Regions from separate parts of the Homo sapiens genome. Here region 1 is linked to region 2. The links are chromatin loops, found by intact Hi-C in ENCODE. Cell type or tissue: ascending aorta. All regions are shown on one strand. Links, peaks and the distances in the headings refer to the core of each region. The heading gives the core; the rest is flanking DNA.

Region 1 (15,405 bases), core at 3,982-11,981, 85 kb after region 2:
TTGCCATTGCTTTTGGTGTTTTAGACATGAAGTCCTTGCCCATGCCTATGTCCTGAATGGTAATGCCTAGGTTTTCTTCTAGGGTTTTTATGGTTTTAAGTCTAATGTTTAAGTCTTTAATCCATCTTGAATTGATTTTTGTATAAGGTGTAAGGAAGGAATCCAGTTTCAGCTTTCTACATATGGCTAGCCAGTTTTCCCAGCACCATTTATTAAATAGGGAATCCTTTCCCCATTTCTTGTTTTTCTCAGGTTTGTCAAAGATCAGATAGTTGTAGATATGTGGCGTTATTTCTGAGGGCTCTGTTCTGTTCCATTGATCTATATCTCTGTTTTGGTACCAGTACCATGCTGTTTTGGTTACTGTAGCCTTGTAGTATAGTTTGAAGTCAGGTAGCGTGATGCCTCCAGCTTTGTTCTTTTGGCTTAGGATTGACTTGGTGATGCAGGCTCTTTTTTGGTTCCATATGAACTTTAAAGTAGTTTTTTCCAATTCTGTGAAGAAAGTCATTGGTAGCTTGATGGGGATGGCACTGAATCTATAAATTACCTTGGGCAGTATGGCCATTTTCACAATATTGATTCTTCCTACTAATATTCTTTCCTGTACATATTTTTTTGGATTTCTGTCTGTATAAATTAGAAAATTCAAGGGTTTTGTTGTTGTTGTTGTTTTGTTTTGTTTTGATTTTAATGTAGCATGCCTATGCTACAAAGTGTGCATACTTTGTTCCCACCTTCAGGGGCTTGCTGGAACTTGAGTCTAGTTAGAAGTCTAGGAGCAAAGAGGGGTGGTGGGGGTGGTTCCTGAGGGGACTCAGTCTTGTATGGCAATTGCCTCAGGGGAGGTCATTAAAGTTTCCTCAGGCAAAGCAGTGTTAAGCCTCTCAGATGGGAGTGGAAAAGCTGCTCCCACTAGGTGGGGGGGGTCTCCTTCACGGGCAAAAAAAAAACTCATCTGAACTTAGAGGCTCAATGTCAATGTCTCCAGCCTTATCAGGGTCCTCCTACACATCCCCATTCCAACTTTCAGAGCCCTATTCCTTCCCAATCAATACCTTTGCTTTAACAGTGGACATCTACAAGACTGGGAGTTCAACTTGCATTGTATTAAATAATTCAGCCCACCACAATATGAGGTTCTAGGTTTAATTTTCAGCAATATCGGCCCTGCAACTACAGGAGATAAGGGTCTCCTTTAGGGCACACACAGAAGCTTTTAGATCATTTTTCTGGGAATTCAAATACCTGATCTGATCTCTTTCTTTTCCCACCTTGTCCAATGACATTAGAAGCAACCAGCTAATCTCATTATTTTTGTTAGTTTGCCAAAAAGTTTCCAGTGTATCATATTCTTGGTCATCAGTATCCTTGCTTTATATAAGTAGTTGATTAGGAGTATGCTATAGTGATATTTTGTGTATCCATATTTCCAGATCTTACCATGGACAGTCAATGTTCTCTTTACTACTGTAAAAAAAAAGTTATTTACAGCTTTAGAAAACTCATCCTTAAAATTCTGTTTCTCTAGAATCACTCTCAGGACAAATATCTGTATTATCCAGGATGCATGGGTATGTAGACATTAGATTAGATTAGATTTGTTGTAAGGAACTGAGTCATGTGATTATGGAGGCTGAGGAGTCCCAAGATCTGCATTAGGTAAACTGGAGACCCAGGAGAGCCAGTGGTGTAGTTCCAATCCTAGTCCAAAGACCTGAGAAGACTGATGTCTCAGCTCAACAGTCAGGCAGAAGGAGTCTTTTTCTCACACATCCTGTTGTTCTACTTAGGATTCATTGATTGGATGAGGCCCACAATAGGGAGGGCAATCTGCTTTACTGTCTAGAGATTCAAAAGATAATCTCGACTGGGTGTGGTGGCTCACGCTTGTAATCCCAGCACTTTGGGAGGCTGAGGCAGGTGGATCATGACGTCAGGAGTTCAAGACCGGCCTAGCCAAGATGGTCAAACTCCGTCTCTACTAAAACTACAAAAATTAACCAGCTACAGTGGCAGGCGCCTGTAATCCCAGCTACTTGGGAGGCTGAGGCAGGAGAATCACTTGAACCCTGGCAGCAGAGGTGGCAGTGAGCTGAGATTGCACTACTGCACTCCAGCCTGGGTGACAGAGTGAGACTCCATTCCCCCACCACCCAAAAAATAAAAAAGAAGATAATCTCATCCTGAAACACCCTCACAGACACACCCAGAATAATGTTGGACTAAATGTCTGGGAACCCTGTGGTCCAGTTAAGTTGACACATGACATTAACCATCATGATGGACATTATAGAAAAGGCAAAACTATCAACACAGTAAAATGATCAGTAATTACCAAGGGAGGAGAAGGAGGAGGAGGAAAGAATGAATAAGTGAAGCACAGGGAATGTTTAGGGCAGTAATACTATTTTGTATAATACAGTAGTGGTGGTTTTACGGTATGATGCATTTGTAAAAATCCATAAATTTTACAGCATAAAAAGTGAGTTTTAATGTACATAAATTTTTAAAAAGTATTTAGGAGGTTGAGAAATCTCAGAAAGAAATGCCGACAGACCAAAAAAATCTAAATGCATTGCTAATGTATGAAACAACCTCACTGAAGGTGGTAGGTCAAAAGGTGCTGACCTAAGTAACTTTGGAAATGAGTAGAGTACATAAGACTAAAGGTAAAAGGAACCTTATATAAGACTGTACTCTACTTCAAGGGTCCCCAGACCCCAGGCCCTGGACCAGTAATGGTCCATGGCCTGTTAGGAACCGGGGTTCACAGCAGAAGGTGAGCAGCAGGTGAGCAAGTGAAGTTTCATCTGTATTTACAGCTGCTCTCCATTGCACACATTTCCGCCTAAGCTCTGCCTCCAGTCAGATCAGCAGTGCATTAGATTCTTATAGAAACAGGAACCCTACCACGAACTGTCCATGCAAGGGTTCTAGGTTGTGCACTCTATGAGAATCTAATGCCTGATTATCTGTCACTTTCTCCCCAAGATGGGACCGTTAGTTGCAGGAAAACAAGCTCAGGCCTTCCATTAATTCCACATTATGGTGTGTTGTATAATTATTTCATTACATATTACACTGTAACAATAATAAAAATACATGTGATGCACTTGAATCATCCTGAAATGATCCCCTCTCCCCTGGTTCGTGGAAAAGTTATCTTGCATGAAACTGGTCCCAGGTGCCAAAAAGGTTGGGGACCACTGCTCTAGTTGATAAAGTTGTTTCCCAAGAAACACAGGTTAACAATTCTAATACTGCTATACATGTATATTAAAACTGAACAATTAAGTAAATGGATGGCAAATGGCAGGAACAAGATATCTCACTGTTGGAGTGGGAATGCACAGTTAAGCAAGGAAGAGAGACAACAGTGATGCCCGTGGTAACAGACTAGAGTTGGAGACATCAATATGAACACATGTTATCTTAGTATAGATATTTACATATGGAACTATTTATTGATAGGTATACTTACATAGATTAGCATGCACGCATATATGTCCTTGCTGTGTCAGCTGAGAGGACCTAAAAGAAATGACACCCAGGGTAGCAATCAGCACGCCTAGTACTCAGATCTTAGTGTAGAATACTAAGTGAAAGGTACTCTAGTGAAAGGTACTAAGACTCCTTAGAGAAATGGATGATTCCAGGACTGGCAAGAAATTATACAAGACAAGCCTGGAGCATCTTGTAGTGCCAGAAATAAGAAAATGCTCAAAAATAAGGAAGAATCATATTGATGGGAATATGTCAAAAGAGCACAGGAGTCAACCTAAAGAATTCCCAATGCCCAGAACCAGAGCAATTAGAGCAAAGAAATGAAGCAGTGTGGTGTATACCCAAAGTAGGAAATAAATATCCCTAGAATGTTTTTTCTCTCTAACACAGACTCTCTAATGCACACAAACACACACACATACACACACACACACAGTTACCTCACAGTTATCTCACCTGGACTTTGAATGGGATAATATCAAGGAAAAAGGGCAGGTCAGCACTGTGTCAGAGAGCAGAAGTGCATATCCACCCGAGTCTGGCAGCATGAAGAGATAGTCTCTGGGCCTTTCTTAGGAAATAGGAAAACGTTCTTATGCCCTGTTAAATGTTGGAAAATACACACAACAGACTAACTTTTCTTTTAAGCCAAAGGACAGGGACATGTAGTTATGTGAGATGATGGCTCCATTCCTGTCAACTGAGGCAAACAGAACTCACTGTCTTCAGCTTGGAAAAACTCATCAAGGGGTTGCATGACGTCGCCAGCATCCTGAGGTTGTTGACTTTTCTTTCTTTCTACTTATCAGTGTGGTAGAAGTGGATGCAGAGGGAGAGCAGGACAAGTGGGACTCTTTTGATTATCATTAGCGACCCTCGAGCCTTGCTGATCAGAAAGAAGACTGTCCTCAGAGATGGTTCCCACATGGCACCTGATATACAATCAAAGCCTAGTCAATATTTGTTTATCGAAAACGGAGAATAGCAAGGGGTATAAAAAATTAGTTTAAATGGTACAATTTATACTCAGGTCTGACTTTGCATATCTGGCTCATTTGAGGGACTAGGTCACCAAGATTACCACCCTCATTTGCTGAAATCCTTCAGTGGCTTCAAAAAATGCCAATTTCCCACCAAAGGAACCCAGCTCCTGATAATTGCATCCCTGCCTTCCTCAGCCTCATCTCCAAACACTCCCTAGCTGGCTCCTCCATTCCAGCCATCCCCAGCTGCTTGCTGCTGCAGGACCTGGTGGCTATGGTTTGCTTGAGGATTGTGCTACCTCAGGCCCTAGAACTTGCACACGGTGCTCCTCCTGGCTGGATCCTGCTCCCTCTTCTGCTTCCTGCCCTAATTTATTCCTAAAGACCCTGCTCAAATCCATACCCTCTAGCAGGTGCCCTGAATCTGTAGGTCCTTTTCGTTCTCCTTCACCAGACTGAGACTTCAGTGGAGAAATGAGTTTCTGAGTCACCTTGCAAGTAGGTGCTCAATGAATGCCAGCTGAATGCTGCATTTGTGAAATATAGCCTTGGAGGAGGAAAATGTGATTCTGGCAACAAGGAAAAGTCATGCATTATTTGATCAAAGGGTGGAGCTGTACATGACTTACTGGTTTTAAAAGGGAAAAATACACACACATAAACATAAGTAAAAGTTGCTAAGGCATTGAATTTCTATTTTTAAATATCATATGGAGTCAAGTATGAATTCCATCACCATCGTATTAAAGGAATTGTATCTCTTGCAGACTATGCATATCATGCAAGTTTGAATTTAATGAGTGTGTAATTGTAGCCGTCTGAGAAGGTGAGACAATGTGAATGAATCAGCAGGGCACGGGTAGTTTGGTCGTGAAATACAAGTACAGCCTTGGCAGGGCTGTGTCACATTTTTCCAGGCAGATGGTCTGTTCTCTTCTGGCTTTGCTTGGTATGACTGGTTCTGTCCTTGCTGCTCATAAACCTACATGCCCCTCTGCCCCCTGCCCCAAGACAGAGCCTGCTTTGTGTTCTACGCACCTGGTGAACACTCCATCCCAGCTCTGATCAGTCATCTCTCTCCATCTTCCCCAGTAGACTGAGCTCCATGGGGCATGGCTCAGTGCCTGGCAACATGTGCTTTTTGAATGAATGAAATGAATAAATGAGTGGAAAAAAGGGAAAGAAAAATGAATGAATTAGTTCTAGATCACCTTTTTGCAAGACTCCCTTGATATGCATCCCAAATTCTTCTTTCCACTTATGCCATTCAGGCTTTGGAATCCTGAAATTCTCCCCATAGTAACAGGCTTGGGGGTGAGGAGCACAGAGGCTGAAGGGTGCATTCTGGAATCACCCACCGGAGGTTTGACTCCCTGCTCCATCCCTTCTTGCCAGCTGGGTAATCTTGACTGAGTACCTAGACCTTCTTATACTCAGTTTTCCCATATGTCAAACTGGGATATTGATAAGACTTACCTCATGAGGCCATGGTTCCCAAGCTGTGTGCCAAGGCACCCCAAGATGCCACAACAAACTCACAAGGGCACCAATGCACATTTTAAATCTCCAGGAGGAAACATGGAGATGTCTATCAGATACTGCATGAAGCTTTGACATAATCATGATGTCTATTGCAATACTGCAACTCTTGGGTTGGTTGGACCTAACTACTGAAAACTGGTATTTCTTTTGACCTGGGGCCACAGGGAAAATTTCCTGAGATCCTAAGGGCACTGTAACCAGAGAAAAGTTGGGTCTCCAAGTCATAGGGTTGTCATGAGAATTTAGTGGGGAAGTACAGAACAAGCTTGCTACTTGTTAAGTGATCCACAGATGTTAGCTATAATCATTATTTCCCTGTCCTCTGGATAAGTTTCATCATGGAATTCTGTTTATCTAAATCACCATTTAAATTACCAGCAAACCAAAAATTAAGCAACACAATTCTGAATAATAGCTCAAATTCCTTTATTTTTCCCCAAATTACAAATTGACTGGGATGATTAAATAGTTCAAGAAAAAAAAAATCTACGTGGGACTAGGCAGAATTCCTTAGGGGTGTTCCTTCTAGGAAATGAAACCCACAGACATCACCGAAGTTCTCACTGGGCACAAACCACTAGAAGAGAGTAAACAATCCTTGAGCCTACTACACTGGAAACTCACACCAAAAATAGCCTCCCTTGAATGAAAGGTAATCTTTGGGAATATACTGTCTTAAATAGTCATTTCAACAGCTCATTGATTGTTACAATCAAATGTCAAGTACTAGTACTCTGCTTCTCAAGAACTAAATGTACTGGAAACAATTTATTCTGTTATCCTAATTTAGTTTTTTTTTAATGGATAGATATCTTGTTTATTTGTTTCCAAGGTATCCACCATTACACTTATTATTTTTTTAAAGCAAGTCAGCCATGACTTGGTTCAGGATGAATAATGTATAAATGTTATGTGTTTAAGCAGAGGTTGCCATGTCATTTTTACAAAAAGATTCCCAGGAATCACTAAGGCCAGAAAATAGCTCTTAGTTCTAAGGTCCAAACACCAAGCAAGATGTGTAGGCTTTTTTCTCCCAAAGAAATTTCAAACCAATTGCATTCTTGAGTCCATTTTTTTAATGGAAAGATTAGCCCATATATGAAGTTATCATAAAGTGCTGAATGTTGTCAAAGCCCCTGACAATCCCAGATGGAGTGGGGGAAGCTGGCCACTCACATTTGCGGTGTGCTGGTGAGTCACTTTGGTATTTGTCTGTTGTGTCTCTTTTGTTAACAATGCAGGGATGTCTTTTCCTCCCACATCCAAAACTATTCATTAGACCAGGAGCACCAGAAAGTATAAGAATAAAATTCTTAGATTTAGTTTAAATCTAAATTGGCCTTAAATGTCGGTTTATGTTTCTAAATGTCCAAACAAAAAACCCAGCAGGTTCTTGTATGATAAAATATAATACTGAGTAGACTGCACACAAAGGAGTTCAGAATGTTTTTCCATCTGAAAAAACCTCTCTACCCATCCTTGTGAATTTTAAGAGGTAAGCATGTAACCCACTAGGAAAGACGCCCATACAGTCACAAATGGATAGTGAGGGTTCCAGCATTCTGTGATCCTCAATTTTAGTTCTAGAGCCAGTTTGTAGCCTCTGAAAAACCTTTAGAAATCATGCCCATCGTTCATGGATCTTGAATATCTTCATTTTGTAGCTTGTGTCACTAGGATGTGAGAATTTTGTGGGTGAGTTTTCCATCCTCCTTGTGCACTGCTCTGTCCCTCTTGTCTTAAGTGAGTGTTCCGTACACAGTAGTTAAGTCTATCAATCAACGTTCAAGTGTTATTGTTAGTTATAAACAGCTTTTTAAGGTCATTCATTCAGTCCCATGTGCACTGTCTTCATTAATCTTCATAAGACGAGAAAGGGAGTATGATCACCATTTTACAAAGACAAGGCTAAGATTGGAGAAGGCAAGTGATGGCCCCTGGTCACTCAGCTAACAAGCCCAAAGCCTAGGCATGGAGCCTCCATGTGACAGGTGCTTTGCTGACATGAACCAAACCATTCCCACTGGACCACACGTCTCCAAGCACCTTTGGTTTTCCCCATTTGTTTGGATCTAGAGCTTGCAAGAAGCTGTGACCAGAGGCAGAGTAAGTGGGAGTAAGACTAAGGTGAGGGATTGGAGAGGCAGCCTTGCCCCGCGTGACCAGGAATCAGGACACAACTCCACCAACAACCTTGTGTAACCTGTTTCTTTTTTGGAAAATGGCAGGATCAGGCCAGATTGTGAGGGGTTCCCCAGGGGTTTGGTCTTGCCATCTCCTTACAAGGCTGGTGCCCTTCCAAGATGTCCACTTAGAGGCTGAGGAATGAGGCACAGGAGGGTCTTCTGGCAAACACTCTGAATGCCCAGTGGACACGTGGGGATGGCAGTGACCCACTTCCACCGTCTCCCTCCCAGCCCAGGCTAGATTCACTTCTGAGCAGCCAACTGCCCTCCTTTCCCAGACCGGCTGGTACCTCCTGCCAGCTTCACCTCCCAAGCCTTGATCACAAAACCCTCCATTTTTTTCAGCCTGTTTTGTGGGACTTGCATTCTGTGGATCACCCTTTGAAAAACGTGGTTATCGTTATTCTAACGGCCAGATAGAAGGCAGTGTTTTTATACACTGAGTAGCTATGCATACACTAGGCAGGGGAAATCCACAGCTTGCTGCTACCACAGCCCCTCTAGAGTGGGTTCTTCAAGAGAAATGTAGGAGGAAGCTTCAGGCAGTACCATTCTTTAGCTGGAAGGAACTCCAGCCCTTCACTGTTGTGGAAGCTGGGCCCAGAGCAGGGAGGCAGCGTCCCAAGATCACACGGTGAGTTAGTCACCAGTGAAAATAATATTTTCCTCCTTGCACACCACACCCTCTTTTTTTCCAGGCAAATTCCAGGCTCCTTTGGAAGAATGACAATGCTACAGAAAAGCACATGGATTTGCAGCTTCGTGGACATCACCTGTGAGGGTGACAGCTCTTTACTCTCAGTGAGTTCCCCAGGTACACAAGCTCCTGAACAGACACAGGATGCACACATCTAAGTGCTTTCTGGCCCCAGATCCACATGCGCAGATGTAGAAGGGGCTTTCAGCTGATCACGAGGGTGTGGAAAGGTCTCAAGGGTGATTCAGGCACATAAATTCAAAATCTGTTTCTTCAACAAGAAATGCAGCTACCTTAAAAAAATTTTTTTAAGTAATCCAGATAATATTTTATTCAACAGATGGAGGAAAGTGAAGCCAGGCTTACTGAGGAAAAAAAACAACCCTCAGAAATCAAAATCAGACAGCTATACCCGGTCTGGCTGCCCCAGAGCGGGAAGACCTGAACCTTGGCAGGGCTGGCTGCTGTGCTGACCAGTCTGATATCAAGAAGAGAAGTGATTTTCCGATCCTGCATCCGGTACAGCTGTGCGGACTCTGCTCTTCCTGCCATTCCACCAAGAAATTAAAAAGCAATTTTCTTTTGAAGTTCTGGGGTTTTTTTGTTTTTTGTTTTTTTCATTTAAGATTACACTTTGAGGTCAGAAAATGAGACATAAGGAATTCACAAACACACACGCATTCGATTCAGAAACATTCCACCCTCCACATCCCCATTTTAAACTGTCCTGAGGCCCAGATGGTTTACAGCTTGAGCCGGCTTAGGCTGGCAAGCATTTCAGGGATCTGGTTGACTACGTTTTCCTGAAACAGAGGTATTTTATGCATTAAGCTGATCAACACCGGGGAGAATGGGGCACCCTAACTGCCTTTAAGTAATATCTTATGAAGCTCTTTTAGGATTAGCAGCAGAACAAAATACACCCAGGAATCAAGGGTATAAAGCAATGAAGATTGTGTTTCACCTTGCAATATTGTGAGTAGTGTTGTTTATTCAAGGCAGTGTTAATTTTTATAATTTTTAAGCTTGTATGTATGTTTTTCTCCTCAGATGATTATGGTCTGTATCAGTTGCAGTTCAAGCAGGAAGTAGAAACCACACAGTAACTTAAACGGGGAAAGTTGAGTATAAAGAATTAATAAGTAAAATGTAGAACTGGAGTAACAAGGGATTGGCTAGTGAGAAGTGAACTCTAAAGAATACAAAGCAGCAGATAGAGGGAGCCGCCACTCTCCGTCCCTGGAGCTGAGATGGATGCTCGTGGAAGGGCCCTCGCTTCCAGGGCTGAAAAGATTCAGACATGCCGAGAGGGCACAGCCATAGCTCAGTGGGTGGCAGGGAATTTTTGCAAGTGCTGTGGTGTTGCAACAGCAGAACTTGCTAGAAATGGGCCTCTTTTCTTCAAATCGAAGGAAAGACATTTCCCCAAACTGAAGAGGACAAAAATGAAGAAATTCTTAGCCTTTCCCTCAAATCAGGAGCCCCATAGTTCTCAAGGTCATTATATTGGTGATGGGCTATATTAATCACTTCTCAAATTCAATCGTAGTCTAACTCATGTTTTCTGCATATATTATAAAATGAATTTCTAACAACATGTACATGAAATAAAAATAGGAAAAACGATGAACATGGTTATCATGTAGAAAAAAATACTTGTCATAAACAAATAGAACATTTGCAGAGCTTCTATAATCCTTGTTTCTGTAATTTGGCATTGAGCCATGTTAGGATGTGTGGCTTCCTTCTCTGGCTCTTCCATATTCCCCTTGCCCTAAGCCAGACCGTGGCTGCTCCAATTCTTTACAAGGAGGTTATGTCCTTGATCAGCCTGCCTTTTCTTTAGTTTCTCTAGTTTTCTACTAAACTTTACTGTTGGTTAGTTTTTACGTGCAAGTACTCAGGGGCACTCATTGCCCCTGACAGTCTCCTCCCTCCGTCTGCTGCGCAGCAGAAACCCAGTTTCCCCTTGGTCACCAGGATCAACCACCCGAGCTATAGACTCATTCCTTTTGTGACTGTTTGTCCAGTGGCCTCTAGGACCCCACAATGGCCATGCGGAGTCTCTGCTTCTAGTTCAGTAGAGTCATTGCTGTGTCCCTTGATGGGGGGGCAAGTGCTTCTGCACAGCTGTCTGAGATCCCCAAGCCCTCAGAATCCCAGGTTGCTAGGATGGCGATTAATTCTTGGACCCATGGGCTCTGGCCATCATGGTCTCTGATTCAAAATATGTAATGCATCCTGTAAGACGGAGTCTTGCTTTGGCCTACTATTTTATGAGGCTATTTTAGGAATGCAAGCAGAGCAAAAGACACCCAGCAACCAAATATGTAAATCAACGAAGAATGTTTCAGATTGTAATCATGCAAGCAGAGTGGTGTCTATTCGATGTTGATTTTTCAAACTTTCCAACTTGCATTTTTTTAGAGTTGTTAAAGGATGAAAAAATTAAAGCTAGACAGGAGGAATAAGTTCTAGTGGTCTATACCACTGTAGGATAGCTATAGTTAACAATAAAATATTATACAGTTTCAAATAGCTAGAAGGAGGATATCAAATGTTATCAACACAATGAGCTTATAAATGTTTGATATGATGTATATGCTAATTACCCTGATTTGATCACTATACATTACATGCACCTAAAAATCATGATGTACCCCCGTGAATATGCACAAGTATTATTTGTCAACTAAGAAATTAAAATTTTAAAAATCTTTTAAAAACACTATTGCCTATAAAAAGAAAAGTTGAAAAAATCTATATGCCATGCCATGTGTTGGCACTGCATTTATTGTCTTATTTATCATCATAAGCCCACCTAGCAGACAACTGTGAATCTCCATATCTTGTAGAAAACCAAAAGGTTAAAAGATTAACTTATTATTTCTATAAGCATCATTAATGTCACAACCTAAAAAGAAAGAAAGAGAAAAGGAAAAATGGGGTCAAATTTTAATGTCTGGTATAATAACTCCAGATCTCTAGAAACTTTTTTTTAATGATTCTTGCAGGTATTCCTTATAACCAGGTCTCAGGGTTGCCTTTGCTAGGGGTGATTTTATTAGCAGGGATTTAGACAGAAAAGACTTGAGCCAGACTTCCACAGCCATAACAGACCTTTGAGACATCTTATCTCCAAAGTCTGAGAATTCCCTAGAGAAACATGCTTCTCATTCTATGTCCTCTGATAAGCTAAGGAAGAGAAAGTAAAAAAAAAAAAAAAAAAAAAAAAGACAGGGAGTAAAAGAAAAAAGGAAAGCAGAAAAAAAAGTCATGTTTGTAACATATAAATTATTTTCATATGCATTACTAAAAATTCCCAGCTCTGCAAGAATGGATCAGTTCCAAGAAAGATAGAGCTATAAAACTGTAACGTCCACCTCAAGTCTGTCAGAGACCAAAACTCAGTTTAATCTGATGGTTGTTTGGTTGCCGGTTGGTTGGTTGGTTGGTTGGTTGGTTGGTTGGTTTTCCCACCCCACAATCCTGCCACTGGTACCATAACATGGGACTCTATAAATGGAGGCCTACACAGTTGGATCTTTCAGGACAGCATTAAATAAAATATTTAAAAGTGAATGTGAGGCAAAGTTGGGAGGCAAGCTCTGGGTGCCCAGAGACCTCGAGGATAACTAATGAGTTCCTTGCTCCCAAATGAGGAAATGTGACTCTATCCTATGATCAGGGGAGAAAAAACAAAGGTGACGAGGTGCCCTGCGGGAGCTGCAGACCAGAGCACAGCTGAGAGCCTGCTTGTAATCTCCCTCCCACCCCATAGTGGGTGGCCATTCTGCTTATGGTGGAGAGCAATGGGTGGAGCTGCAGAGCCCATTTATAGCCAGGAGGATCCAATGTCCATTTTCACACACTGGTTTCTATGACTGAAGGTGACTGAACAACACCTTTTAGAGGTTATTATTGTGAAACAAAGGATTGGAGTCGATCCTTCTAAAATTTCTCCATTACACCTGCCTATGGGATGCATTGGTCATAGTTCATAATAGCAAAAAATGGAAAAGACTCAACATGTTTAAATAAATTATGATACCTGGTAAAGAACATTAGATAGAAATTTAAAATCATAATTTTAAAGTGTAACCCATACACCTAGTGCCCAGATCTTGGTTTCTAATATCACTTTCCAATAAAAGGAACCAGAACTCCTTAGAGAAATGGCTGTGCATTAGTCCATTCTCACATTGCTATAAAGAAATACCCAAGACTGGGTAGTTTATAAAGGAAAGAGGTTTAATTGACTTGCAGTTCCACATGGCTGGGCAGGCCTCAGGAAACTTACAATCATGGCAGAAGGCAAAGGGGAAGCAAAGATCTTCTTCACGTGGCGGCAGGAAAGAGACAGCTAGCAAGAGCAGGGTAAACTGCCTTATAAAACCATCAGCTGTCATGAGAGCTCATTCACTATCACAAGAACAGCATGGGAGAAACCACCTCTATGATGCAATCCCCTCCCACCAGGTCTCTACTTCAACGCCTGGGGATTAAAATTCAAGATGAGATTTGGTTGGGGACACAAAGCCTAACCATGTCAGGCCAATTTGGCAAAAATACACAAAATAAGCCTGGAACATCTTGTAGTGGCCTAAAGTAAGGTAGTGCTCAAAAAATTTTAAAAAGTAAAAACAAATGAACAATGGGGTTCTGTCAAAAGGCACAGGAGCCAACTGTAAGAGCTCCCAACTGTACAAGCTGAAGAATCCGAGCAACAAAAATCACATAATATGGGATTATAACCCAAAGTGCAAAATAAATATCATGTGTCCATACTGACACAAATAAATCACTGAATCAAAATAAATGAGACAGGAGAGGCAAATCTCCTATATAAAGAATTCCAAACAATTTCAGTAGATGCTTCATCCTCCAGAAGGTGAAGCCTACATCCCCACTCTAAAAGTGCTGGCTGCAGATAGTGACTTCTTTCCAAAGGGGACAGAATGGCAGGGGGGTCAGGGATGGGGAAGAGTCACTTTACAGTAGACAAACACGACCTCAGCCAGACGATCAAGGTCAGCAGTAGTAAGTCATGTTGACAGTATGTACCTTTGACATGATGTGATGAGGATGGCACCTTAAGTCTGTGGCCTTCCTCCCAAAAACACATAATCCCAGTCTAATCAAGAGAAAAACTCCAGACAAACCCCAATTAAAGGACACTCTACAAAATACCTAACCAATACTCCTCAAAACTGACAAAGCCATCAAAAAGAATCAAAAGAAAACAGACAAGGAAGGTGAGATGTTGCCATAGCTCAGAAGATCTCATGGAAGCATGATAGCTCAATGTCATGCAGGATCCTAGAACAGAAAAAGGACATTAGGCAAAGACTGGGGAACTCTGAATAAAGTGTGAACTTTAATTAATAATAATGCGGCTCATTAATTTTAACAATTGTACTATTCTAAGGTGAGACGTTACCATTAGGGGAAATGGGGTGCAGGGTATCCACTATTCTGAATTATCAACAACAGACCTTGTGTTCAGCATTGCTGATCACACGTGTGGGCCTTCCGAACACAGGGGTAACCTTTGCAGGATGGCTTTCTGCCAATGTAATGGCAGAACTCTGGTATTTCAAGGCCATCCTTTAGGACTCTAAGGTATCCTTTAGTTTTCTATGTTAAAATGGAGGAACAGTTCAATCACTTCTATTCATAGCTTTTCATTCCCACTGCCGTATAAAGAGGAAGGCAAACTGAACAATGTCAGGTTGTTTTCATAAAGTTTTAAATCAGAAAATCTTTTTTGGACTTCAACTTTCAATGCCACAATTTGGAGGCTATCATTCAGGTAGAGCAAAGGAAAATGGGTCATCAGAGTTCCCAAATCTCATGTCCAATTGTACTTCCCAGTGTTGGAGGTGGAGCCTGGTGGGAGGTGATTAGATCATGGGGCGGATTTTTCCCTCAGTGCTGCTCTTATGATAGTGACTGGGTGCTTGTAAGATTTGGCTGTTTAAAAGTGTGTGGCACCTCCCGCCTCTCGCTTCTTCCTCTTGGTTTGGCCATGTGAGGACATACCTGCTTCCTCTTCACCTTCCTCCATGATATAAGTTTCCTGAGGCCTCCCCAGCCACTCTCCCTGTGCAGCCTGCAGAATCGTGAGCCAATTAAACCTCTTTTCTTTGTAAATTACCCAGTCTTAGGTATTTTTTATAGCAGTGCAAGAATGGACTAATACATGAGCCATATTATTCTAAGTGAGTTTTTCAAAGACAATTTTGCAATACAGGAACTGAATCACAAAATTGTGTAACAAGTGGCTAATGCCTGAGCAGAGGAAAAAGATTCCAAGTGTGAGATGGATTGTTGAATTTATGAAAAAGCTGAGTCTTGATCCCAAATTATCTGTTAAGGACAGAAATTTTTTCACTGAAAAATGTTACCTTTTAAATTTAAAACATCTTTTTGGCACCATGCCAAGGCGAAAGCACCTGCTTTCCCGTAGCACAGCCAACAGGGACATTGC
Region 2 (15,405 bases), core at 4,144-12,143:
TTTGCTCTAAAGTTACAATATTTTCTTTTAGTCTCTTCTAAAAGTTTTCAAGTTATACGATTTACATTTAAGTCTTTGATCTAGTTGTCCTTGCTCTATTTTCTAAACTTTCTGTTCCTCTCTCACTGATCTTCAAATACCATCGTGGTCATATCTAAGTTCCTGTGTGTGTGTGGGTATCTTTCTTGGCTCTTGGTTCTGCTCCATCAGCAATATTTATATTTACTGGAGTCAGAAACTCACTGTTTGAAATGTTAGAGCTTTATACTAGGTCTCAATATTTGGGTGAGTCCTTTCTTCGCATTCTTTTCTAAATAGTTTGGCCATTTGGGGCTATTTACTTTTTTTTTTGGTGGGGGGAGACGGAATTTCGCTCTCGTTGCCCAGGCTGGAGTGCAATGGCATGACATCGGCTCACTGCAACCTCTGCCTCCCAGGTTCAAGTGGTTCTCCTGCCTCAGTCTCCCAAGTAGCTAGGATTACAGGTACCTGCCACTATGCCCAGGTAATTTTTTATATTTTTAGTAGAGACAGGTTTCACCATGTTGGCCAGGCTGGTCTTGAACTCCTGACCTCAGGTGATCCACCTGCCTTGGCCTCCCAAAGTGCTGGGATTACAGGCGTGAGCCACCATGCCCGGCCTATTTACTTTTTCATGCAAACTTTAGAATCAACTTGTCACATTTATTAAAAACCCTGTTAAGAGTTGTATTGCCCTAGTATTAAATTTACACACTAATCTGGGAGATAATTTGAATCTTCCTATCCGTGAATATAGTTTTTCTCCTTCTCTGGTTTTCTCTCCCTCTCACCATTTATTTAAGGCATGTTTGATATCCTCCAATGCAATTTTATTATTTTCTTGCCAAACATCTTTTATTTTTACTTATTCCTTGAAGCTTTTGAACTTTATGTTACCGTGAGTGCAATCAGTATTTAACTTTGTTACATTCTGTGATTTGTCTTTTCTGGTGTGCAGGAATGTTGTTGCTTTTTGAATATTGATCTGCTATCCCAGAGCTTGCTGAATTCATCTTTTAAGAATAATAGTACATAGAATCTTTTGATTTCATATGTCAGTGATTATTTCTTCTGCCAATAATGACAATTTGGTTTCTTCTTTTTCAATTTCTTTACCTCTTATTTAATTTTTCTTTTGCTATTTCAATGTCTGGAACTTCCAGTAAAATGATAAATAGAAACTGAGACAGTAGGTTAATGTTTTTTTTGTCTCTGACATTTAAGGGAATTAAAGAGAGTATTTCCATAGCCTCACCATTTAATGTGGGGTTTCTTGTGATCTCCTAAAGCCTTGACCAGGTTAAGGAAATTTTCTTGTATTCCTGGTGATAAGTTTTACTAAATGTATTTTCTATATATATTGAGTTGATCATATGATCCTCTCGTTTCATCTGATAATGTAGTGAATGATATTAATAATTTTGTAATGTTTCACTACCCTTGTATTATTGGTATACATATCACTTAATTATACTTTAAAAAATCTTTTAAACACATTGATGGATTTGGTTTACTAATGTGTCATTTAGAGTTTTTGTTTTCATGTTCATAAGTGAGATAATTTCTTTTGTATCATACTCATCTGATTTCAGTGACCTAACTTATAAAATGAGTTAGAACATGTTCCCACTCCGTCTGGTTTCTGGAACAGTTCAGAAGACATGGATAGTCTGTTCTCTTTCTGTTTGAGATAACTTCCCGTAAAATTGTTGAAAGTGAGATTGGCCCGTGTATTTCTTTTCTCATGCTGTGTTTTAATGTCGAAATCAGTATGAGCCTCTTTTAAAAGTGAATTTGATCCATGTTTATGGACACTGATCCCGTTTAATCCTATCATCTGGTTTGTGGGTTCCTAACTTCCCTCTTCCGCTCATCCCTTTCCTGACTGCTGTGGGATGGATGGGATCTGCCTTTCCCCTTTCTACCTCCACATTTGTGCTTCCTTTCATGCCTTTATCGAGCACAGCACGTGTGTGTGTGATTGTTCTCATTTAAGTCTTCGCTTCTCTTATACTTTCACACTTTCATCGACTCCACCTCCCCCTCTCTCTGTGCTACATTTGGAATGATTTCCTTAAATCTTTGTTTGCTCCCCTTTTTCTAATCTATAGCTTAATCTTCTCATTGAATTTTCTCTTGAATGACTATGTTTTTCAACTTCAGCAGGTTTATTATTTGACTTCTTTTATAAACTACCAGCTTTTCCTTTATGATTTGTGTGTCTTCTTTTATCTCTGTAATGTTTATAAATATGCCATTTTGGGTCATCTTTAATAGGTTGTCCTGTGATTTTTATTTCTTAACCATTCATCACGGGTACTGATCCATCCTTGGTGGTGAATTTCCTTATGTATTTTGTATTATTAATTGTGAGTTCATGGTCGGTGGATGTGGCCGCATCTCTGAGTCCCCAGCTAGGAAGCTTTCCTGGCACAGGATGTTATTTGCTTCAGGATCTAAGAGGATTAACTGGACCCAGACCCATTATTCTGTTCATTTCTAGGCTCAGCATTTGAGGTGATTTCCCAGAGGGACAGCTTTTCCTCCACTGGAGGGCAGTCTTCCTTGCCCTCTCCATAGGGAGCTAAGTTTTTCTAGGTCCCTTCTTACATAAGAACAGCCATTCAAGGGCCCCTGCTTCATGCAGGTATATCACTCCTGTCTCCCCAGCTGGAATGCACCCACAGTCCTGTCTCCTGCCCTGTATGGGCATGAAAACTCAAGCACAGTGCTCAAGCCACTTAGTCACACTGCCCCAGCATTGGCTGTAGAGTGTCATCTTAGCTTTGAGCCCTCTTTACATTTGGGGCATCGGACACTGCCCCTTCTTGCTTTTAAGCATGGCTGTGCATTTATTATGAGCATTTTCTTCTCCTGATCCAAAATCCTTGTGTGCAATAGTGGAGGAGAACACATCAGGCTGAGCTACCTTGCTTCCAGACGTCCTTCCATTCACTCCTTAACATCCTAGAACCTGTATCCATCTGCACCATTCTATCCAAGTGGCTGCAGACCCGAAACACCAATGACTCCCAGCCACTAAATTCAGCAGCCCTGTGCTAAGCCTCCTGGTGGCCGACCTTTCAGCACCATTCCAGATGGTGGCTCCCATTCTTCTGAGTACACTTTTCTCAGGACTTCCACAACACGCCCTCATTTTCCTCTAGTCCTGGTGGCTGATCTTGCTTAGTTTCCTTTGAGAGCTCACTCATCTCTACCAGTTATCTAATACCTGACCTCTTGACAGTATCAGAGAGTCCAGTGATTCCTTTTCTTTTCTAAATGGCACAAAAATAGTCAAGAGCTACCTAAATATTTCTGATAATTGTAAGAAATATTTTCATTGTGAAGCCATCTACAGATACATAAACTCTGCAAAAAGACATGGCTCCTAGAATTACATCCTAACAAAAAATAAGGTAAAAGAAAACAAAAAGGTTAAGTTGAGTATATGGGTCAATAATTTTTCATTTTGTTCTTTCTCTAAGTTTTGTAAACCTGTTTAATGGACTTTTTGGTCAGAATTCAAGCAGAGCTGTGGTTCCCTGACATAATCTCCAAGGCTCCAGCAAATGTCTGGTGGGTACTGTTTCCACTCCCTTACAGCCTCTCTCTGGACATTTATCTCTCGATCTGGATGTTCGGAGGTTGATGTGAGAGTTGAATTATCCACACCCTCTATCTTGTGCCATGGGGATGTCTACATGGCAGTTAAGGACTCTTTCCTTTCTCTGCCCACAGCCCAAGCTCTCTCCTGAGCTCTGACCTCCTTGGAGGCACACACTCTTCACACCATCTGCTCTTACGCTCTCAGAAGGCCTCTTTCTTCTGACTTGGATGTGTCCTGCTGTTGCCACTTTCTGATTACCGTCTCATCTTTACCTCCTTATGTTAAGTCCTGACGTTCACCAAGTGATTGCTCATGGTCTGGGAACCAGAATCTCGCTTTTAGAGACTTTTAACTCCTGTTTTTGTTCTCTTCTCATCATTTTATCTCCTGGCTAATCAGATGCCTTTTGCTCTTTTAATCCAATTTTCCAAAGTTTGTGCTTGGAGGAGTTACATTAGAAACCCACTCTGGCAAAATGAAAGGCTATCAGGCAGCTCTGATATCCTATAAAGATCTGCAGAACCAGACTCAGGCAGAAACCAGGAGAGGTTTACCACTGCCAGCATCTCAATAGGGGATATGTACTTGCATGGGGCTGGGGGCAGTGGGCACCACCATGTTTGGCTTGGCCTTGCTGCAGCGACCTTTTGTTGTTGCGGCCAGAACGGCTCACAATGCAAAGTTCCAAGTGAAGCCACCTGATTCGCTGCATTCATTTGCTGTCTGGGTGCAAGGTGGAGTCCTGCCTGCCACTATCTTAAGATTTCCCCCAAAATATGTGGTGTTTAGATGTTGAATAGCCTCAGTAACAAATATCCACTGTAATGATGTCATAAATATCTTTGCACAGGTGTCTGCTGATTACTTCTTCATTTCATCTAAGGATGCGCTATTGGTAATTGATATTATTTCCATATGAGAGGATACTTTCAGCACTTAAGTGCTCTCTACTTCCCATCAGTACTCCCTACTGGGTTTGAGGGTTTTGTAATTCTAAATATATTCAGAAACAGAATGCACATAAACTATATGATTTCATTTTTGTGAGAAAATGAATATGTCTATATGTAGTTGGAACAGAGAGAGACATTGTTATTTAATGTGAAAACTTGTCTATAGCCATTCATTCCTTTTAGTAACAGCAACAACATCCAAATCTGTAGGGAGATAAATTTCTTTTTTTTAAAACACTTTTATTTTAGGTTTAGGAGTGCATGTGCAGGTTTGTTATGTAGGTAAACTCACATCACATGGGTTTGTTGTACAGATTATTTCATCACCCAGGTACTAAGCCTAGTACCCAGTAGTTATATTTTCTGCTCCTCTTCTTCCTCCCACCCTCCGCCCTCCAGTAGGCCCCAGTGTCTGTTGTTCTCCTCTTTGTGTCCATGAGTTCTCATCATTTAGCTCCCACTTATAAGTGAGAACATCCAATATTTAGTTTTCTCTTCCTGTGTTAGTTTGCTAAGGATAATGGCCTCTTTATCCATCCACGTACCCGCAAAAGACACGATTTCATTCTTTTTCATGGCTGCATAGTATTCCATGGTGTATACGTACCAAATTTTCTTTATCCAGTCTGTCATTGATGGGCATTTCAGTTGATTCCATGTATTTGCTATTGTGAATAGTGCTGCAATGAATATCCACATGCATGTATTTTTATGGTAAAATGATTTATATTCCTCTGGGTGTATACTTAGTAATGGGATTGCTGGGTCGAATGGGGTTTCTGTTTTAACTCTTTGAGGAATCATTGCACTGCCTTTCACAATGGTTGAACTAATTTACACTCCCACTAACAGTGTATAAGTGTTATTTTTTCTCTGCAACCTCACAAGCATCTGTTATTTTTTTGACTTTTAATAATAGCCATTCTGAGTGATGTGAGATGGTATCTTATTGTGGTTTTGATTTGTATTTCTCTAATGATCAGTGATATTGAGCTTTTTTTCATATACTTATTGGCCGCATGTATGTCTTCTTTTGAAAGTGTCTGTTCATGTCCTTTGCTTACTTTTTTATAGGGTTGTCTGTTTTCTTGTAAATTTGTTTAAGTTCCTTATAGGTGCTGGATATTAGACCTTTGTCAGATGTGTTGCTTACATATATTTTCTCTCATTCATTAGATTTTCTTTTTACTCTGTTAATAGTTTCTTTTGCTGTGTAGAAGCTCTTAAGTTTAATTAGATCCCATTTGTCCATTTTTGCTTTTGTTGCAATTGCTTTTGATGGTTTTTCATCATGAAATCTTTGCCTGTTCCTAAATCCAGAATGTTATTACCTTGTTTGTCTTTGAGGGTTTTTATAGTTTTGGATTTTACGTTTAAGTCTTTAATCCCCTTGAGTTGATTTTTGTATATGGTATAAGGAAGGGGTCCAGCTTCAATCTTCTGCATATGGCCAGCTATTCCAGCACCATTTATTGAATAGGGAGTCCTTTACTCATTGTTTTTGTCAGCTTTGTCAAAGATCAGTTAGTCATAGGTGTGTGGCCTTATTTCTGGACTCTCTACTCTGTTCCATTGATCTATGTGTCTGTTTTTGTCCCAGTGCCATGCTGTTTTATTTACTGTAGCCCTGTAGTATAGTTTGAAGTCAGGTAACATGATGCTTCCAGATTTGTTCTTTTTGCTTAGGATTGCCTTGGTTATTCGGACAGTGCCCCTTCCACTTACAGAGATTGGGATCCACTTACAGAGAGTAAGTGGATAGGAAACCTTCCAGACACCCATCACTACTTCTCACCAATGTCAAAAAGGGGCCTGTATAGGCCATTGTTTAGCACAGCATGAATGAGACTTTAAATATACACTATCAACCATGCAGTACATGTGAGTCCAAGTGCAGGAGAGGGTACAGAACTTTTGTAGAGAACCCGGGGGGGACCTCAAAATAGTAGATGTTAAAGTCTTTGAAGAAGAGAGAGGGCTAAGCAACAGGATATGCAATTCCTCAGTTGTCTGATAATTAGCACATCTGCTAATCTGGGTGCTGTTTCAGTGACAAGGGTGAGTGGAAACCAAGGGGAAAGAGCTGTGAGATATTTGACACAATAACATTTGTGTAAATTAAAAATGCACTTGCAATGCACAATTACACATTGTAGAATAACACACATAAACTAGAGGATGCAGATTAGGGAAAACAGAATTAACAAACGGCAGGAGAATAAGATAAATTTTTTAGTGAAGCAAAAGGGATAGATGGGTGGATGTACAAATGGGTAGACAGGAAAAAAATGGGTAGACAGGTAGACAGATTAAATAAGTGGATGGATAGATAGATAGATAGATAGATAGATAGATAGATAGATAGATAGACAGACAGACAGAAAGACTGAGGACCCAGCATAGACCACTTATAATGGTGGCCCATAAACTAAAGAGTAATTAAATCAAACTTTTGCACCTGAGGATTAAGAGAAATATTAAAATATTTGGGATAACAAAGCAGTCATTCCCTGAACTAATTAGGTGAAAATGAAGCCTAGAAGCAGAAGGAAACATGGTGTCCATCCCCCTTTCTCACCAACTCCCAGACTGGCTGGGAGGAACATGGACTTCCCAATACATGTGGAAAGAGGCCCCAGCCAATTTTATTTGAATCCCAAAGGAAAAATTTCCTCATCTGACATCTGGTTTTCATGCCTGTGTGTGAGAGTTTGTGTATGTGAGTATCTGCATATGCACGGAAGAAAAGCATGAATGGAACATTTGAAACTATTAAGAATGGTTATCTCAGGAGAGTGGTGGGGGGTTGGGGAAGGGATTTAATTTATATTTTATATTCTGCTTAAAACACTTCCAAAGAACATGTATTACTTTTGCAATAATTTCACATCCACTCAACAGATACATTCGTTTCTGGGGAGTATTTCTTCATTTTGGTTGCAGCATTTGGATGTCGTTTTGAGTGTTTAATGATTATTCATTAATTTTGCTCTCTGACCAGTAAAGCACCCAAGCAAAGAAGAGTCAAACTATCAGCATTCCAACCATCTGCCCACAGGTGGCTTTCCTTAACAAACCTTGGTATCTTATTTTAAAAATAGCCCTACCCTGGCCGGGCATGGTGGCTCACACCTGTAATCCCGGCACTTTGGGAGGCTAAGGTGAACGGAGAAGGTCAGGGGATGGAGACCAGCCTGGCTAGCATGGTGAAACTCTGTTTCAACTAAAAATATAAAAAAGCAGCCAGGCATGGTGGCGTGCACCTGTAATCCCAGCTACTCAGGAGACTGAGGCAGGAGAATCGCTTGAACCCAGGAGGCAGAGGTTGCAGTGAGCCGAGATCATGCCATTGCACTCCAGCCTGGGCAACAAGAGTGAAACTCCATCTCAAAAAAAAAAAAGGCCCTACCCACAGTTTTAGATTCTGGATATCCAAGACATTAGATATTGTTTAAATACACCATTTTATCTGATCAAGCCGCTTGAAATCCTAGAATGATTTGAGCGGGCACAACTAGGGTAATGCAAATGGGGTTTTAAATATCTCTCATTTCAAAAATTCCTGTTGACAATTTTCTTCTTGAAAGATCATTGTAATTTAGCACAAGAAAGCAGATTCTGACATTCTCTGCTTATTTCTTCAGACGGTTGTGCTGATATTACATTCAGTAGCTGGACTTTGATTTTTTTTCCATTTTCACCCATGTTTATCCAACACTGAATTAGGAGCCAGAGGCTGAATGAACTCAGGAGCGTGTGGGTTGGCCATCCAGGGTTCCCCTCCTGTATTAATAAATCCGTACCTCCCTTGCTGCAGACCAATATCGACTCTACTCTCAGTACCGTGGCCATGCACGATTTTCAGGCCACATCAAGACTTGCACAGCCTCTGGCTTTCAGTGGGAACAGAACCAGCAGTCTTCCTGGACTTCTCCCTCCTACACAGCAACCAGGAGCAAACTGATCCTCCGCGTATCACAGGCTTTGTCGAGTTGTAAAACAGAACTCTAACTGGTATCCGCCACTGATATCATGCAACACCAGATGGTGTCATTTGATCAAAGAATTTTGCTAACAGAAATCTCAGATTTCTCTCTAAGCGAAATGCCTTGACTTTGTGACTGATTGTGCAAGAATCTCAGGAATTGAGAAAACAGCGTCTGTGTTGCTACAAGACTGCAGCTTTGGATAATACCCCCCTGCTTTTACTTTCTTCTCTGTCTTTAACTTCAAAATGTATTTTACACCCCAAATAATTGTTTACTATTTGTTTCCTAGAACCTCAAAAGTCATTAATTTTTAAGAAAAGTCACTGTGCTTTGTTGGAAAACAACCTCAAACTTGAATGGCTTCACGCCAGTAGTTGAAAATATTTTACAATAGGCCACTTTCTGGAAAGTCTAATAAAAATCATACTGAGCATTTTTATTCCTGTTTACACTTGTAGAGCATTATCACAATTTAAATTATCTTCAGCCCATATATAGCTTCATATTTTGCAGCCAGCAATGAAGTTCTGCCCACAGTTTACGTTTACGACTTTCTTCTGAACTGCCGTATTTATGTTACTGTTTTCATCACTACTCTTTTTTTGTACATTTTACCACTTAAACAGTAAATCTATGTGTTTTGACAAATGTGTACAGTTGACTAACCACCACCAATGGTCAAGATATGGAGTATTTCTATTGCCATAGAAATATTCCTCCATAGAAATATTTCAATTCCTCTCAAGCCCATTTCTGCTCAATCCCCTCTCCCCATCCCCAGGGCTAGCAACTGCTGATCTGTTTTGTCCTTATGGTTTTGCCTTTTCCTGAATATCATATAAATGGAATCAGATTTGTAGCCTTTCAATTCTGGCTTCTTGCACTTAGCATAATGCCTTTGAGATTCTTCTGCTTGTATCAAGAATTCATTCCTTTGATTGTTACCCAGTATTCAGTCATATGGATGTATCACAATTTATTTACCAGTTGAGGGACACTTTGATTCCAGTTTGGGGCAATTATGAATATAACTTTGATGAATAGCTATTCACTACTGGGTCATCTAGTAAGTGTGTTTTAACTTTAAGAGTTGCCAAGCTGTTTTCCAAAATAACTATACTATTTTTTTTCTTTTTCCTTAGCGTGTCTACTTTTTCATGTTTTTGTGGTAAAATACACATAAGATTTAGCATCTTAAAAATTTTTAAGTTCACAATTCAGTGGTATTAAATATATTAATAACACTGTGCAATCATCACCACCTTCCATCATCATAACTCTTTTCATCTTGTAAAACTAAAGCTCTATTCCCATTAAACAACAACTCTCCATTCTCTTATCCCCTCAAGCCCTGAAAACAGCCATTCTACTTTCTGTGTCTAATTTTGACTAAGTATCTCGTATAAGTGGAGTTATACAGTATTTGTCGTTATGTGATTGGCTTAGTTAACTTAGCAGAAAGTCCACCGTGGACATGTTGTTCATCCATTTTGTAGCATGTGTCATAATCCCCCTCCTCTTTAAGGCTAAATAATAATCCATCATATGCATATACTACATTTTGCTTATTCATTCATCCATAATTGGACACTTGGGTTGCTTCCATGTTTCAGTTATTGTGAATAATGCTGCTATGAACATGGGTGTACAAATACCTCTTAAATACCCTGCTTTCAATTCTTTTGGGTGTATCCCCAGAAGTGGAATTGCTAAACCATATGGTAATTATATTTTTAATTTTTAAGGAACTGTCTCACTCTTTTCCACAGCAGCTGTATCATTTCACATTCCCATCAACAATGCACAAGGGTTCCAGTTTCTCCACATCCTTGTTGACACTTGTTATTTTTTGTTGTTGTTGTTGTTGTTTTAATGGTAGCCATCCTAATGGGTGTGAGGTGGTAACCTATTGTAGTTTTGATTTCCATTTCCCTTATAATTTGTGATATTGAACATCTTTCTATGTGCTTACTGCTGATATGTCTACTTAAGCCCTTTGCTCATTTTAAAATCTATTTGTTTCTTTATTGGTGAGTTTTACGAGTTCTCTATATATTCTGGGTAATAATCCCTTATCAGATATATTTGCAATTATTTTCTTCCACTCTGTTGGTTGCGTTTTTACTCTGTTGATATTGTCTTTTGATGCACAAACTTCTAACTTTCATGAAGTTCAATTTGTTTCTTTTACTTTTGCTGCCTGTGCCTTTGGTGTCATATCCAAGAAATCATTACAGAATTCAATATTATAAAGATTTCCTGATGTTTTATTCTAAGATTTTTGTAGTTTTGGTCTTACATTTAGGTCTTTGATCCATTCTGAGCTAATTTTTGTATATGGTGTTAGGTGAGGGTCTAACTTTATTCTTTTTCATGTGGATACCCAGTTTCACAGCAACATTTGTTGAAAAGACTGTCCTTTCCCCATTGAATCATCTTGGTACCCTTGTCAAAAATCATTTGACCATACATACAGGGTTTATTTCAGGGCTGTCTATTCAATTCCATTGGTTTTTATGCCAGTACCACACTGTTTTGAGTATTATAGCTTTGTAGCAAGTTTTGAAACCAGGAACTGTGAGTCTTCCAGCTTTCTTCTGCTTTTTCAAGATTGCTTTGGCTATTAAAGGTCCCTGAGATTTCATACAACTTTTAGGATGGTTTTTTCTACTTCCTCAGAAACGTCATTGAGATTTTGATAGGGAATACATTGACTGTGTAGATCACTTCGGGTAGTATGGACATCTTAACAACATTATTGACATCTTAAGAACATTAAGTCTTTTAATCCATGAATATACTTAAGTATATCCCATGGATATACTTATGTCTTCTTTCATTTTTTAAATTAAAGCTTTGTAGTTTTAAGATTATAATATAGTAAATGATGGAAAAAAAGGCATATAGAAAATAAATCTCAAAATGACAGAAGTCCCCACTTAACAGTAATTACTTTAAACGTAAATGGATTAAACTGTCCAATCAAAAGACAGATTGGCAAAATTAGGGGAAAAAAACATGATTCAACTATACATGATCTACAAGAGACTCACTTCAGATCCGCAGACACAAATTGTTTGAAAGTGGAGGATGGAAAAAGACATTGTATGTTAACAGTAATCAAAAGAGAGCAGGGTGGTATTCTACAAATTTATCTTAGCACTAGTTTCACTACATTGCATAAGTTTTGTTATGTTGTATTTTTGTTTCTATTTGTCTCTAAGTATTTTCTTCTTTAAAAGTTTATTTTTAATTAACAAATGATAATAGACAGGAGAAATACATTCTGGTGATCTACTGCACAGGATGGTAGCCATACTTTAATAATAATGTATCATATATTTCAAAATTTTGAAAATAGTGGATTTTAAATGTCACCACAAAGAAATAAGTATGAGAGGTGATGGATATATTTATTAGCTTAAATATATCCTTTGGTGATTTCTTTTGTGATTTCTTTGGTGATTTCTTTTTTATCTATTTGTTGTTTAAGAGTGTGGTGTTTAATTTTCACAAATTTGTGAATTTTCCAATTTACTTCTGTTACTGATTTCTAACTTCATCCTTTTGCCATCGGAGAATATATTTTGCATGATATCTCAAATAAATCTCAAAGTGACAGAAGTCCTCACTTAACAGTAATTACTTTAAATGTAAGTGGATCAAACTGTCCAATTTTTAAATTTATTTATACTTAATCTGTGGCCTAACATATGGCATATCCCAGAAAATGTTCCGTGTGCACTTGGGAAGAATGTGTATGCTGTTGCTGTTGAATAGATGATTCTGTGTATATCTGTTACAGCTAGTTGACTGTGTTATTCAAGTCTTCTATTTCCTTCTTTATCTTTTTTGTCATTCTATCCATTATTGAGAGTGTGCTTTTGAAGTTTCCAACTATTACTGTAGAACTGTCTATTTCTTCCTTCAATTCTGTCAGTTTTTGCTTCATATGCTTTAGTGGTCTACCATTAAGTATGTAAATGTATATCACAGGTATATCTTCTTGGCCAAGCTTGGTATGAGAGTCTTAGGGAGACAGACTTTTCATTCTAGTTAAGATTCATTTCACAAAATTTAGAGTTTATGTACAGTTCATATGGCATTGTTGGATTGACATAGTTCTTGCTGACATGTTTTATCTTGGTTGGTTGGTTGATTTGTAATATTTCTTTACCAAAACACAGAGTCAGTGTTAAATAACAAAAACAAAAACAAACCTCAGTTCTGAAAGAGCTACAGAATGCTAATCTATGGGATTTTGGCTACGTCAAAAAGTTGGTAGAAAGTAGCCTCAAATTCTGTTCCACATGGCACTATCTGAAAGAGAGGGCATAATTTTTTGTTCTGGAAGGATCTAGGGGGCATAGTATCCAAAACCAACCTCTTGATGGTATATTTCTTCCCTCTGAGTTTGATTGTGAACAACTGACCTCCAAGGGAGGCTCAAATCAAGATTCTTTTTATTCTTTCATTTCACTTCTATCCTGTTTCTTCTAATAATCATAGGTCTCTGCTAGTATTCATATCTGGCAAAACAATAAAGGACTATCATTTCTTGGGAGAAATGGTGTTGCTGCACAGTACAAATTTAGTTATAAATCATGAGGGTTTAGTATTTGTCCCATGGTTTCACATTTTGAAATATTCAGTGTTCATACTGAATTTTAATATTTGTAGTAATGAAATAGTGAACATTTATAGTATTGTTTTCATATTTGTTATTTTGGACTCTTTGAAACCTAGGAAAAGCAAACACATAATAATGTCTCATCATCCTGTTTCCTGCAAAAACCTTTCACTGATATTCTTCTTATCGTTTACATATAAACTATTTACTTATGGGTAGAATTCACAACAACTTCAGAAATGGGTTACTTGTGGAGAGGGAGGGAATGCAGAGGAAAGAATGAGTATCCTCTGGCTATATCTGTTATATTGTATTTTTCTACCTAAAGGAAATATGAAGTAACTACAGCAGAATGTTGGATTAATTCAACTCTGGCGTTGTTAACAAAATCATATCCATCCTACTGGATGATGGTTTAGAATAAACTTGCTAAAGAAGAAATTCACACTCTTCCCTAAGTGAGTCTTCTATGCAACAACAGGGAAAAGAGAATTTCAGACATTTCTTTGCTTTTTAATTTATAAAGTGAAGAATATTTTATTTGGATTTTGTTTCCCAGAAGAGAATAGTAAGAGAAGGTTCATATTACTCAAATTTGAAACACTCTTTATTGTATTATGATTATTTGACATCACTATACATCTTAACCTGAGTCCCTCTCAGAAAACAGAGCTAAGACAAGGCTTGTATGCAAATAGTTAGATCAGAGATGTGATCCCAGGTAGCAATAATAGATAACAGAGTAGAGTGAACCAGAGAAAGAGGGAAAACCAATACAGGTGAGATTACTAAGTTGCTCACCATTATGGGTAATTAGAATTTGATCTAACTAGATTCTTCTGAGAAGCCATTAGAATGGGCCTCAGGATTGTCTGCTGAATAGATGGATAGCGGTATTATGCATCAGCTCTCATTCCCTATGGGTCAAGATTTCCTCCTGGGGATGTTAACTCATCTGCACTTCCAGGTTGAAGCAAAGCTGAATGCCAGGCACCCACACCTTAGCCCTGTGGCAAAAAAAAAAAAAAAAAAAAAAAAAAAAAAAACAAATAAATGTGATGTATCTGTGGAGGGAGAGAGATGCCACAGAGGGTGACTAAGAGGTGGGCTGAGAGGGTGTGAAGCAGGGTACAGTGCATCCAGTATACTGCCTAGCCCAATGTATGCTGAAGGACATGGCAAAGAAAGAGAAAATGAATAAACTTTTGACTTGGGGTATGATTTGGACATAGACTTAATTAATACCTTGTTTTGACTTATTTCAAAAGGTTCTGAGGACAGTGAAACAGTTACCCCTCAGGTGGGAGCAGGTCTGGTCTGATACAGTGATGTGGACTCACCTGTAAGGAAGTTCAGTAGTAGCCTTCTGACAAGCTGTTGTTGAGCCCAGTGGGTGGCAAGAGACCAGAATCAGAGGAGTATAGGGGCCACCAGGAAAGGTTAACCTCTCTCTTCCTTTCCCCACATTTCTCTCTTCATCCATGGAGGCAGTAAGTTCTGGCTCTGTCTCCTCATTGGAAATGTCAAGGGCTGGGAGTGGGAGAAAGGAAGTATTCTCCCTCTCTGTTCCCTCGCTAGCTCCTCTTTAACTGGAGAGGGATCACCTACTGGGTCAGATCCCAACTGTCTTTGAACACATTTGTCATATGATGAGGTATTACGGGTAGCATGTTTGTGTCCCCGCAGATTTCCACGTTGAACACTTCATCTTCAATATGATTGTGTTTGGACGTGGGGTCTTTGGGGGTTAATTAGGTCATGAGGGTGAAATTTTCATGACGGGATTAGTGCTCATATGGGAAGAGAGAGCATGCTTCCTCTCTCTCTCTGCTCTGTGAGCATACAGAAAGAGGGCATCTATCTGCATGCCAGGAATAGGGCCCTCACCAGGAACTGACTGTTGGCACCTTGACCCAGCTTCCAGAACTATGAGAAGCAAATTTCTGTTGTTTAAGCCACCCAGCCTATGGTATTTGTTACAGAAGCCCACATTGAGTCAGACAATATGGGTCAGTAGAGGTGGGCAGGCTCCCCTCGCCTCACTCCTCCTCTGCCTTCCTGCCTTGGGAGTCAAGAACATCAGCGGCTTAGATCAGGGTCCCTTGCTCAGTTCTGCCTCCCAGCTGGCCAGGTGGACTTCAAGTCTCCTCTACAGACAATGAGTGTGAGGTGGGAGCACCTTTCCTAAGCCACATCCTCTAA

What was found. Peaks named below come from ENCODE experiments on the same cell type or tissue, not always from the same donor. Only the 100,000 strongest peaks of a DNase experiment are listed, where the experiment ranks them.
Region 1: a loop joins it to region 2, with 2.2 times the contacts of the local background. A loop is called at or near these places in 6 of 110 quality-filtered maps.

What each region holds. Positions count from the first base shown.
Region 1 is chr2:237,248,175-237,263,579 of GRCh38, forward strand. LOC105373953 (a long non-coding RNA gene) reads left to right here. Exons shown (of 6, transcript XR_924035.3): 5 at 8,917-9,032; 6 at 9,256-9,502. Among named protein-coding and RNA genes, the nearest start is that of COL6A3, 160 kb to the right of the region's middle. In ascending aorta, for the core only: no CTCF peak of the experiment used is centred there; a DNase peak (open chromatin) is centred at 8,847; H3K27ac peaks cover 1,775 bases.
Region 2 is chr2:237,162,985-237,178,389 of GRCh38, forward strand. No RefSeq gene overlaps it. Among named protein-coding and RNA genes, the nearest start is that of COPS8, 85 kb to the left of the region's middle. In ascending aorta, for the core only: a CTCF peak has its summit at 8,605; a DNase peak (open chromatin) is centred at 8,575; H3K4me3 peaks cover 921 bases; H3K27ac peaks cover 1,296 bases.